Linked DNA regions of Homo sapiens: region 1 is linked to region 2. Evidence: read pairs that join two places in POLR2A ChIA-PET (ENCODE). Cell type or tissue: PC-9. All regions are shown on one strand. Each heading gives the region's core, and the rest is flanking DNA. Links, peaks and the distances in the headings are about the cores only. Region 1 overlaps MIR3681HG (MIR3681 host gene). Region 2 overlaps LOC124905974 (a long non-coding RNA gene).

What was found. Peaks named below come from ENCODE experiments on the same cell type or tissue, not always from the same donor. Only the 100,000 strongest peaks of a DNase experiment are listed, where the experiment ranks them.
Region 1: POLR2A ChIA-PET joins it to region 2 with 15 read pairs; 2 of 35 experiments call an interaction of 5 or more read pairs at or near these places.

The regions. Positions count from the first base shown.
Region 1 is chr2:12,424,457-12,429,847 of GRCh38, forward strand. All of the region lies in intron 4 of MIR3681HG (MIR3681 host gene), which reads left to right. Among named protein-coding and RNA genes, the nearest start is that of MIR3681, 230 kb to the left of the region's middle. In PC-9, for the core only: no CTCF peak of the experiment used is centred there; no DNase peak of the experiment used is centred there.
Region 2 is chr2:12,695,234-12,700,624 of GRCh38, forward strand. It overlaps LOC124905974 (a long non-coding RNA gene), which reads right to left. Exons shown (of 2, transcript XR_007086222.1): 2 at 2,631-5,391. Among named protein-coding and RNA genes, the nearest start is that of TRIB2, 19 kb to the right of the region's middle. In PC-9, for the core only: no CTCF peak of the experiment used is centred there; a DNase peak (open chromatin) is centred at 2,588; H3K27ac peaks cover 508 bases.

The sequences.
Region 1 (5,391 bases), core at 146-5,145, 270 kb before region 2:
TTCCTTTTCTTGTAAGGACACCAGTCATATTAGATTACGGGTCCAGCCTGTGCCAGGATGACTTCATCTTTACTAACTAATTACATATGCAATCACCCTATTTCCAAATAACTTCACATTCTGAGGTCCTAGAGCTTGGGACTTCAACATATGACTTTTAGGGGGACACAATTTGACCCATAACAAAAAGATAAGACCAATAAATGGAAAGTCTGCTCCAGAGTACACCTGTCCCTCTTCTTTATAATGCAGGAAGAGTTTGCCCCAAAACATGTTACTCTACACCATTGGGTGGTCATCCCAGGAATGCCTTATTTAACGGCTTCAGAAATCATGTTGACATGAAAGACACTAATATTATAATGATTTTTAAAGTGAAAAAGAAAAAAAAATTTGGATCTTTTTTCTTCTAGAAATGGATGTCTATTTTCAAAATATTGCATTGGCAGCTTCAGCAGAAGCAATCTATCGCCTGAGAAGGAGGAGCTGAGCCAACATGCGCATGCAGATATCAATACAAGTCTGGAGTTATACATAAGCAGAGGGAGTTCTGACAGGGAGCCGGGCAGCCTGCCACACAAGGAGCTCTCTTACAAAAGGCAGTGTTTCTTTTCCCTTACAAATGGCTAAAGGGTTGTGCTTGATATGCCTAGAAGCTGGGGCAAAAGAAATCTCTGGTCTATTCTGTGAGTAACATGCCATTGGGACAGACCCAACTAGAAAAATAACAATTCTCTTAGTTTTCAGAATTGATCAATCTAGTGTGGTCTTACCCTAAAATAGGGAAGGTTACATTTTTAATTCTCTTTTATAGATTCATCAAGATTCAGAAGGCATAAGTGACGTATTTAAGGTAACACAGATTTTAAATGGCAGAAATCAGCAGTTCAGAAGAATTGCAAAGTTCATATTCTTTGCATTGACTGAGCTGCTTTCAGCTTTGAAAATGGTTAGTTTGACATCTAAAAACTAGAAATAAAGCTTAAGATGAATATATTTCTAATTATGAAGGACCAAACAAAATAACTCACAAACTTCCTAAAGACACGGAAAACAAAAATCTCCACCTGTATACAATTATGATTATAGGTTCAAGAATAGCAAAGTGTTTTGACTATTTACTAAGTGTTTTCACACTGAAGATCTCATTTGATCCTACGTTTATGGGATGGTTACCTGTTGTACAATGAGGAAACCAAGGCCCATGTAGTAAATGGTGAAATTAACACGCCACTGCAAGGATGTGGCTAAGCAGAACCCAAGCCTATATTATTTAAAGCAAAGCCAAATATTGATTCAATTAATCTACCGTTATTTTTATTTATTTATTTTTTTTACCATTTATTTGCCTTGATCCTGGATTTTTAATAGGGCCTGCAGACCTTCAAAAAGAGCTTATAACAACCCACCATGACCCTTGGCATTGCTGGCTGATCCTCTAGGGCCTACCCTCCTTATCCTGGCTTTCAGCTTCCACCCCTCACACCAGCTGCAGGTTCTTCTTGTTTATGCCATTAGGGGTGTGTGTGTGTGTGTGTGTGTGTGTGTGTGTGTGTGTGTGTGTGTGTGTGTGTTTGGTAGGTGGGGCTCTTATTTGGCTTAGCTTCCTTGGTCCATGTTTCTTCAATTCCTTAGCTGTGATTAAGAGACACCTCTCTCCCCATCTTACTCCTGAGCAACCCACAGTAAGTGCTATCTGGCTGCCTCCCACTCCCCTCAACCCTCGGCCCCCCTGCTTGTGAATGGATGGCAGGCTGTGGGTGGGGGGAGGCGGGTTAAGGCAGTGGTGTGTCTTTGTAGCAGAGGGACCCTCCTCGTCAGTCTCTGCATGGACAATGCCTCTGCTGAGTAGCCAGACTCTTAGTTCAAAGAGCTGATAGACACAATTCAAACGAAAAAGGTGGGTCCCTTCTAAGGTCGTCCTTGACTTAGACTTGTACAAAATACCTGCAAATCTGGGCTTCTCTTGCTTCCTTGACTTTGTGGACACTTGGAGGGCGGAGACCACCCTCTTGTTCATCTTTGAATGTTTAGCATGTTCCACTAAAACACATTTTGGGTTTTTTCAAAACAAATGAGTGAATGGATCTGTAACTGACTATGTGGACCTTGTGATTGCCTGCTGAATGGGTGCTATAAGAAATCTTTGGAAGAAGAAAGCAAAGTGAAGTGTGGCAAGATGGTGTAGGGCACAGGGTAATGTATGAGGTGGCAAGAGAACAGGGTTGTCCTCTGAGGTCTGGAAGGCCTGTGGGATAAATCCATCCTAGAATTTGCTGGCAAAAGTAAAAAACTTCTCTCTCAATAAACTGTTTTTACTTTTTTCTTTATCAAAACAATGTAACATATTGAATCTATCATATTTCTTGTGGAGTTTGGCCCTATAGCATATGGCATTAAAATTAAGATAAAAAATTAGTCTGTTTTAGAATACAGGGACGAGGAGAGAATTTAACTTCCCAGTACCCCTGAGGGGTTCTTGGCCTCTGTATGCATTATAAGGTTTGCATTATAATATATTTATATTTGATTTTAGCTAAACTTTTTTGGAATAGAGTTAATAATTTTGAATAACTTTCTGCCTGTGAATGCTAATTCAATTTCTAAACAAGAAAATCATTTTAATTCAACTATTTCAATGGCAAATACATCTGAATGCTTTCTGGATGATTTCTGAAAAATCTGTAAATTAGTTGGTGACTATTTCATTGATTTGAGTACTTTTCCACTAGGATCTTCAACTCACAAGCTCAGTCTAGAAGGCCATCCCCTCCAACTCTATCTCATGCCTTGATTTAAACCCCTCTGATGCCAGGACAGGCACTGCCTCCTGGGGCCTCCAGTTCATAAATATTGACAGGGTATACCTTAGATTGAGCCATTCTTTATCTATCTCTAGGTTATTGGCCCACATTTGGGGTTAATGCTTAGCATCATGAAGAATGTGCTTTTCTCTGGACTGTGTGAGCACCCTTAGAGGTCTATCTCGGTCTGCTACAATTGGGTTTGGCATATGGAGAATTATCACCCTGATAGGAGATGATTTTGAATTCTTTTTACATTCCAATTTTTTCCCCTAAATGTGTTCCAATTAGTCTGTGTTGTTGGGCACCGCAATTACTGTTTATTTTTATTCTATGTTTTTCCAAGTTAACTAATTATAAATTCATAGTGTCTCTGGGCTAGGTTGATAGTGGGAAAAATGTATTGCAGAATCTCTCAATTGTGGCTGCTTGAGCTCCAACCACACACAAAAAGAGAGTCTATCAATTGTATGGGAGAAAAGATTTAGGCTCAAAAAAGAAAGGTCACTTTTTCAAGACCACCCCGCATGTTAGGAGCTGTGCCCCTGACAGAACATGGGCATTTGCCTCCTCTGTCCCATGCTCTTCCAGCCATGTCTTCCCCACTACCCCTGCCAGGGCCTCAGTGAAGCTTTCTCCATCATGCTTCAAAAATCAGTGTCTGTCTGTGTACTAGGTCATCTGTTCATTCGCATTTTTATTCACATGTATATCCAATACTTAATGGGCACTGGATGCTGAATGGGCATGTTTACCTGCTATCTGACTTAGCCCTGACAACAGTACTACCAATTCAGCATTTCAGCTCCACTTTACTAATGAGGAAACTGGAGAATGGGGAGAAAAAAATGGCATTTCTCAAATCACACAGTTCGTAAATGGTAAACCTATAATTCAAACTCAGGTCTGCTTTCTGCTCGAAAGGGTGCCGTTCAATGCCAGATATCATGGCTCCACTTCTCAAAGGAAGCACAACTTCTAAACAGGTGGGCCCCTCTTTTGCTCTTCTCCTGCATGTACACTGGGTAGATTCAAAGGTGTCCCTCATTTTTTCCATCTTCCATGAGGGATGTCCTAATCACCCCCTTTCCACAGGATCATTCTCTCTTCCATCCTGGCCTGCAGGGAGCAATTTGCACACCCTCCCCAGTGACTTCCCCATCCTCCAGCCCCATCCTGGTGAGGCCCTGGAGTTCTCACATTCCTTCCCACTGGGCCTCACATGCTCCCCTTCCTGCAGCTCTTTCCAGGCACCCCCGCCCTCACAGATGTTTACATGTTCAGGCTCCTTTCTGCCACAGGGTAGCCTTGGCCTCTTTCAGGAGATTGCTCCATATAATTGTTTCTAGCGCACAGCTGGGGACAGGCCCAGCCTTTCTCCCAACCTTCCCCCTCGCCCCCCGACGGCTTCTGAGAGCTGGATGTACCAAGAAGCCCACTGGCTGGCTCAGACCCACCCTCATGACTGAGCCAGTCCTGACCCAGTTCGAAAATATATCAGGCCCATGATAGCACTCAATTCTAACTTTCCATGTGATTTAGACAAATCACCAGACTTCTCTGTGTGCTTCCTTATACTTCAAGTACCAATTCCAATACTTGCTTTATAGCAGAGGGAGGCAGTGAGCATCAAAATAGGTTTTAAAAACAACAGTGATAACAACAGCAGCAAAACATTAGGCACAGGCACATTGTTTTTACTGATGAACTATGGGCTGCCTGTCACACATTGGCAATGGGGAGCTGAATGCTAACCAACCATCCCTGCCCCCAAGGAGTTCATAGCCTCAGGAAAAAAGAATAACAAAAACCAGCCACGTGAACAATGAGCTCTGCAAAAAGTCTATATGTTTATAATACTTGCAACTAAAAGTCATTTCATTCCACAGCCTCTTTTGAATTTATTTTTATAACAACCCTGCTGGGTACATGCTATGAATATTCCTCTTCCAACAGAGGAAACTAAGTCCTAGCAAAATGGAATCATGAATAAGAGCAGAGTCAGGATTTGAACGGAGGGGATTTTGCTGTTGCTTTTTGTTTGTTTTTGTTTTGTTTTGTTCCTAAAGCCTTTCATTGCTTTTGATCACTTTTCAGCCCAGAGTCACAGATGGCTGTGCTTTTCCATCCGGGCCACTTAATCTGATGGTAATGCACCATTTCTAAGAAGAGTTCTCTACTATTTCCCATGATATTTCCTTCCAAGTTGTTGACACCATTCTGCAGATTTTGATGCTGGTGGTAAATTCTCTAATGAAGACTATTTGCTTCATTGATGTCAAATTACTGCCTTACTGCTCTTATTTTTTGCCTTTTTGTGCACACAAATAGATTTTTGTTTTAATATGGAATCATAAAATCATCTCTTCAAATATATTTTAAACGCAGTTAAACTCAGTATGTGTAATACTAATCATATAACCTAATGAACTAAAGTGGTGATAATGTGTACAACTCTGAGCCCACATGTGACCCCAGTAGCAACTACATCGCAATTGCCACCACCTGGCTAGCAGCAATTTTAAGATGCATTCTGATACAAAAGATGCTAAAATCTGAAAAGTACATGATTTAGAATACACAAAAC
Region 2 (5,391 bases), core at 129-5,128:
AGTTCCTAGGTCACAAGTCAGATGAAGTGTGTAGAAAACAAGTAAAATAGAGGTTAAATATATACAAAGTATGTAAAAAAAAAAAAAAAAAAGATGCCATTTATTATGTAATGCAACTCTACAGATTTTTTTTAAAGATTTTATTTGATAACAGTTTTCTTTTGCTATTAATCATATTAACATCAAAAACCAAAAAGTATAGTTAATTAATGAAAAGTGTAAATTTCTGTTTTTCAAGAAAATGAATCATGACGTGGCAAAAAATACTCCTCAATGCTTTCTTTTACCATACATGTTGTTGTAATATTAGTAACCACAGGGAAACTGAAAGATCAACTGTGCTGAAGAAACATCAGTATCTATTTCAAAATTATTTTAAGGAAGTGCCTGCCAAGTATGATTTAACATATGATGTGGTAGACAGTGAGATTACAATCACTCTACAGAGCATGACTTTGCAGTTAGATCAAATTATTCCTTAAATTAATTGTACTCACTTTTAAAATTAAGTATTTTTGAACCTGTACCAAGTGTAAAACTATAATTATTAATATGTTGGTTTTACTAGCAGAAGAAATTCATAAAGAGTTAAATAATTTCAGTTTCATTAAAAAATCCTAAAAATAGGAAGTCAGATTAATTTCAATAATAAATTTTTGTTTTTCCATTTTATGGAATCAAAGTAAACCTAATTGAATGTTAAAATGAATTGAAAATTCAATTAAAAGTTCAATATCAAAGATCAAATTATGTGTTTGTGATGTAATGTAAATACAAAATTAAGAAATCTATGGAACAGACTGTCCTTGGAATTTCTTGTGAGATAAACAAAATTAACAATAAAATTCAGAGAAGCTGAAATAATCTGCCAATCAAAATAAAATCCGTCATTGTCAAAACATACAGATATACATATAAACATCTTAAGTAACTAAATTACAAAATTTTTGACAAAGCTAATGTTGAATATTTTTATAATCAGTGTGTGTGTGTGTGTGTGTGTGTGTGTGTGTCTACATTCTTTGTTCTTCTCTGATCAGATTTTAGAAATTTTTGATTTATTCAGAACTATTCTGCACATCAATCTAAGTGCCCTGCAATGCCATTAAACTTTTTGTAAACAGGTCTCTAAATTTGCTCATATTTTATTCAGAATTGGTTGGGAATCTTTAATCAAGGTAGCAAGTGGAGTGCGCCCTCTGCCCAAAAATAAACAACAAAAAACCCTGCAGCTTTTGAAGCTCTTAACAAGTTGTAATTATTAAAAAAAAAAAAAGCTTGCAAATAACAGGACATTCACCTTTGTCCCTGCAAGAGAAAGGAAAGACCTGAATGATGAGAAAAATGTAAATGACGTACAAGTTCTAATAAAAGATTGAAGGAGGAAAGGTGCTATGAATGGAAGCAAAGATAGGAACTGGGACACTATTTGATGTGAAATATGTACACTTTTCAGTATGAAGAAAATTATTAAGAGTATCTTCTGCCAGTAGAATTTGTTCTAATCCTACCAAATACTTCAGCAGCCATAGAGAATGTTTTCACAATTTAAAAAATAGGGTCTATAGAAATGTGTCAGTTGAATGTGTCAAATTTCAAAATTATAACTTTACAATGAAACTTGGAAGAGGATTAGAGACAATTTATTAAAATTAAAGATAAGACCATATTTTTTAAATTTCAGAAAGATACTATGGCATGGTTTTGAAGACACAAATGGCTAAGAAATTGTTCAAAGTAGATAAATATAATCCAAAACTAATTATTCAGGTTAGACTAACTTTTATGGTTCAGATATTCAATATAAAGAAGGGTCGACATTTGTTCAGATACAGATTTGTTTGAAATTTTTCAAATTTTAAAAAGAATTTTACTTTTGAAAATAGGTTTGAATAGAACTATTTTATAGGTCCACCAATATTATAAAATTAATTTGTCATTCAATAAATACATATTTCTAAAAAATATGTAATGTCAATTCTTTTTATACAAATGTCACTCCCCTCCCGAATTGCCCTTGATCCTCAACTCTTAAAAAGTCCAATATTTGGGTTAAGAAAGTTCTGAGTAAGTATCTGCGATGGCAACTTGTGACAGTGTAGGATTTTGATGTGCTTACTAGGTGCTACTTACACGTCGTTAAGTGCCCTTAAAAATCACTATTCACATTTAATTAAGAGTAACCTCCTTTAGATTAACTAGCAAAAAATTTCAAAAAGCTGGCTGAAAACGAGTTGCTCTTTCATGGTCACAAATCAAAAGTAGTTTTAAAAATCTAACTTTAAAGCCATATCATTACCTATGTGCTAGCTACCAGCTAACCAGAAAACCATATCACAAGTCACAACACTTGTGTCAGGCCTGTTCAAATTCTGTCACACTGGTCTACAGAAAAGTGACATGTTTCAGGGTCTTTGCTACAGAATGCAGTGATAGAATGTCAGAGCGAAATGGTCACAAAGAGTTTTAGATAATGATATGCTTATTTTCTGGCACAAACACAAGGGATTTTGATATTTCCTCATTGTTCAAGGTGAATCTGACTAGTCCCCAGCAGGTAAACATGTTACAAAGTCTTTCCCATAAATGGTGAGTCATGTACAGCAAAAGAAAACTTCCCTACTGCATTGTTCTATTAATCATTTGCATCTTTATTGGAGATTTAACCATTAATGCTTCAAGGTTAATACCTTTTAAAAAATACCGCAGATGAGGATGCTGAGGTCAATTTAATGTGGCAATGCATAAGTTATGTCTGTCTTTGGATCCTAAGACATATTTCCTAGTTATAAAACATACATATTCCAAAGGTGTTTTATATTCTATAATCCCAAATATATTGCAACTAAAGAGGGCCATTTAAAGATCAAAATCCAGTAGCAATTCCTTCATGCAACCCTCAAGACTTGACCTTCTAGGTACAATCTCAACAGTTGTGAGCATTGTAATTACTGTTTTCATACAGTTGTGATCCTTTTCATTGGAGAAAACATTTCTACATCTATCACTTCCTTGGATTTTTTAAGTCACCTGTGAGTAGGACAGACCAATGTTATAATTCTCCTTATATATATATAGACAAATAAATAAAATGAGCTACATTTTCCAAGTTTTACTCCTGAAAACAACTGAATGGAAAAGTCAAGATAAACACTTCTCTTCTCTACCCAAGTCTGATGTGATTGTGAAAAGTTACTAGAATAATGCTGGGACATTAAATATCTAATTATCCCTGTTACATACTTTCCTTGTGCCAGACACTAGGATCAATATTTTATATGAATTTCCTTATTTTAATCTAACTAGCAACTCTATGCATAGATATTATTTTCATTTTTGCATATGAAGAAACTGATTCATTGACTAGGCAAAAATCATAGGCTAAAAAGTTATAAAGTCATTATTTTAGTTCTGGGCAGTGGACTGCAAAACAGTGCTTTTATTTGCTGTGCCATATTGCATGGCATAATCTATAAATATTACCTCAACTTTAAGAGAGAATTTTGAGATATTTATGAAGCTTAACATTTGAGCCCAAAGTTTATCTGGATAGTTAAATGTCTAAAAATTATTGAAAAAGATCTAAAATAAAAGGAAGACAAATGTATACACAGTTATAGATACTGTGTGAGCTGCAAGGCAACTGAAAGGCAACTGAAGATTCCAAAAAATTACCCACTTATTATGACTACTTTGTATATGATGAAGTTGATATTTCAAAATGTCAGGGAGGGAATATTCACAAAATAAGGCAGAGATATTAAGTAGCCAATTTGGAAAAAAAATCAGGATGGAGCCATACTTCACACCACACAAAATTTTACATTTGAAATTCTGGATGCAATATGGGCATAAATTATTTATTTAATACATATTTGTGATACACCACTATTACCTAATGCTACATAAGATGGCACTGACCCATTTCCAAAATGATTCTTAGGTCCAGTTGGTCATTTCAATAAAATATATTCTCCTGAATTACAATTATTTTTTATTCAGCAAACACTTACAAAGCACTTTCTCTGGGTCATGCACTAGGATTGCAAAGCTAAAAGGCATAGTCTCTGTCCGTTAATTCTGTCTGGTCTACAAAGAGTTTTGAATACTCATTGATAGCTAAGAAGTTTGCTATAATGCAAACTTAAGGAAGAAGAGGAGGATCAGGAGAAGGAGAAGGGGGAGAAAAAGGAGAAGGGGAAGGAAGGAAGGAAGGAAGGAGGGAAGTGGACTACTAATTAGTCTCTGCATTTAAAAAAAGTACACTGTGGTTGGAAAGATATACAGGTAAATTATTTCAATATAACATGAGAGGTCCCCCCAAAGATGTTACGTGTGACTGTTAAGTATGCACAGAGAAAGGTTGTTTAGCTGAAAGTGGGCGTCCAGGAAGACTTCCTCAAGGTCATGATGCTAGAGCAGGATTCTAAAAGCTCACAAAAGTCAATTAGTGGAAAAAAGAATTGGCACATACTGGATGAATACATATTGAATTGATTGAATAAATAATGAATGATTGAATGGATGAATAAGTAAATGGATGGAGGAATTCAAAATGTCTAACGAAGTTTCTGGACTCTAGGCTTTTAATGACCTGCTGGAGAGAAGAGTCAGAAACATAAGAACTCAATTATTTCCCCAGAAGAAATCTGAAAATAGGTTTTTAGTTGGCATGCTTTCAGCTGCACGTAACAGAATACATGTCTACATGTGGCCTAAACAATCAGTGTTTGTAAATGAGTCTCTAAACACAAAAATTCTCGAGATAGGAATCTGGTATTTCGCACCTCAATTACACTAGATCTCTGGGCAACATCTCTTCAGTTCTCCTGGCTTCCCTTTGTGGTCTCAAGATGCTGCCAAAGCCTTAGGCATCATAGCCTCCATGATAATATACAGAGCAGGAATGGGCTTCTCCCCACGAACCCCTCACTTCTACTGGAGAGGAAAATCTTACCCCAACGTTTCCCAGATAGAATTTCCCTAAGTTCCATTGGCCAGGATTGTATCATATTGCCTTGCTTATTTGCATGGAAGGCTGGAAACATAAGTATCTGGCATTTCAGCTTCTATAGAGAGAATTGGCTTTGACCATTCGTAGATGGGAGAATGGCTGCAGCTTATACAAACAGCACTGCCTGTCATATGAGCTAGGTGAATACTGAAGAGAAGAATTAGTGACACATACATACGGTGCTCCTCCACATGCTAAGGCAACACAGGTGAACATCAGTTCCTACACATGAAACATAATGATAGTTTGGATGTGTTCTGTAACTTTCACCATTTCTTGTGCTTCTGTCATGCAGAGAATCCCCTCTAGCAAAAGAAGTGACTGTTTTTACACCTTACATCAATTCTGAGAAAATCAATGACCCCTTTGTCTTACCC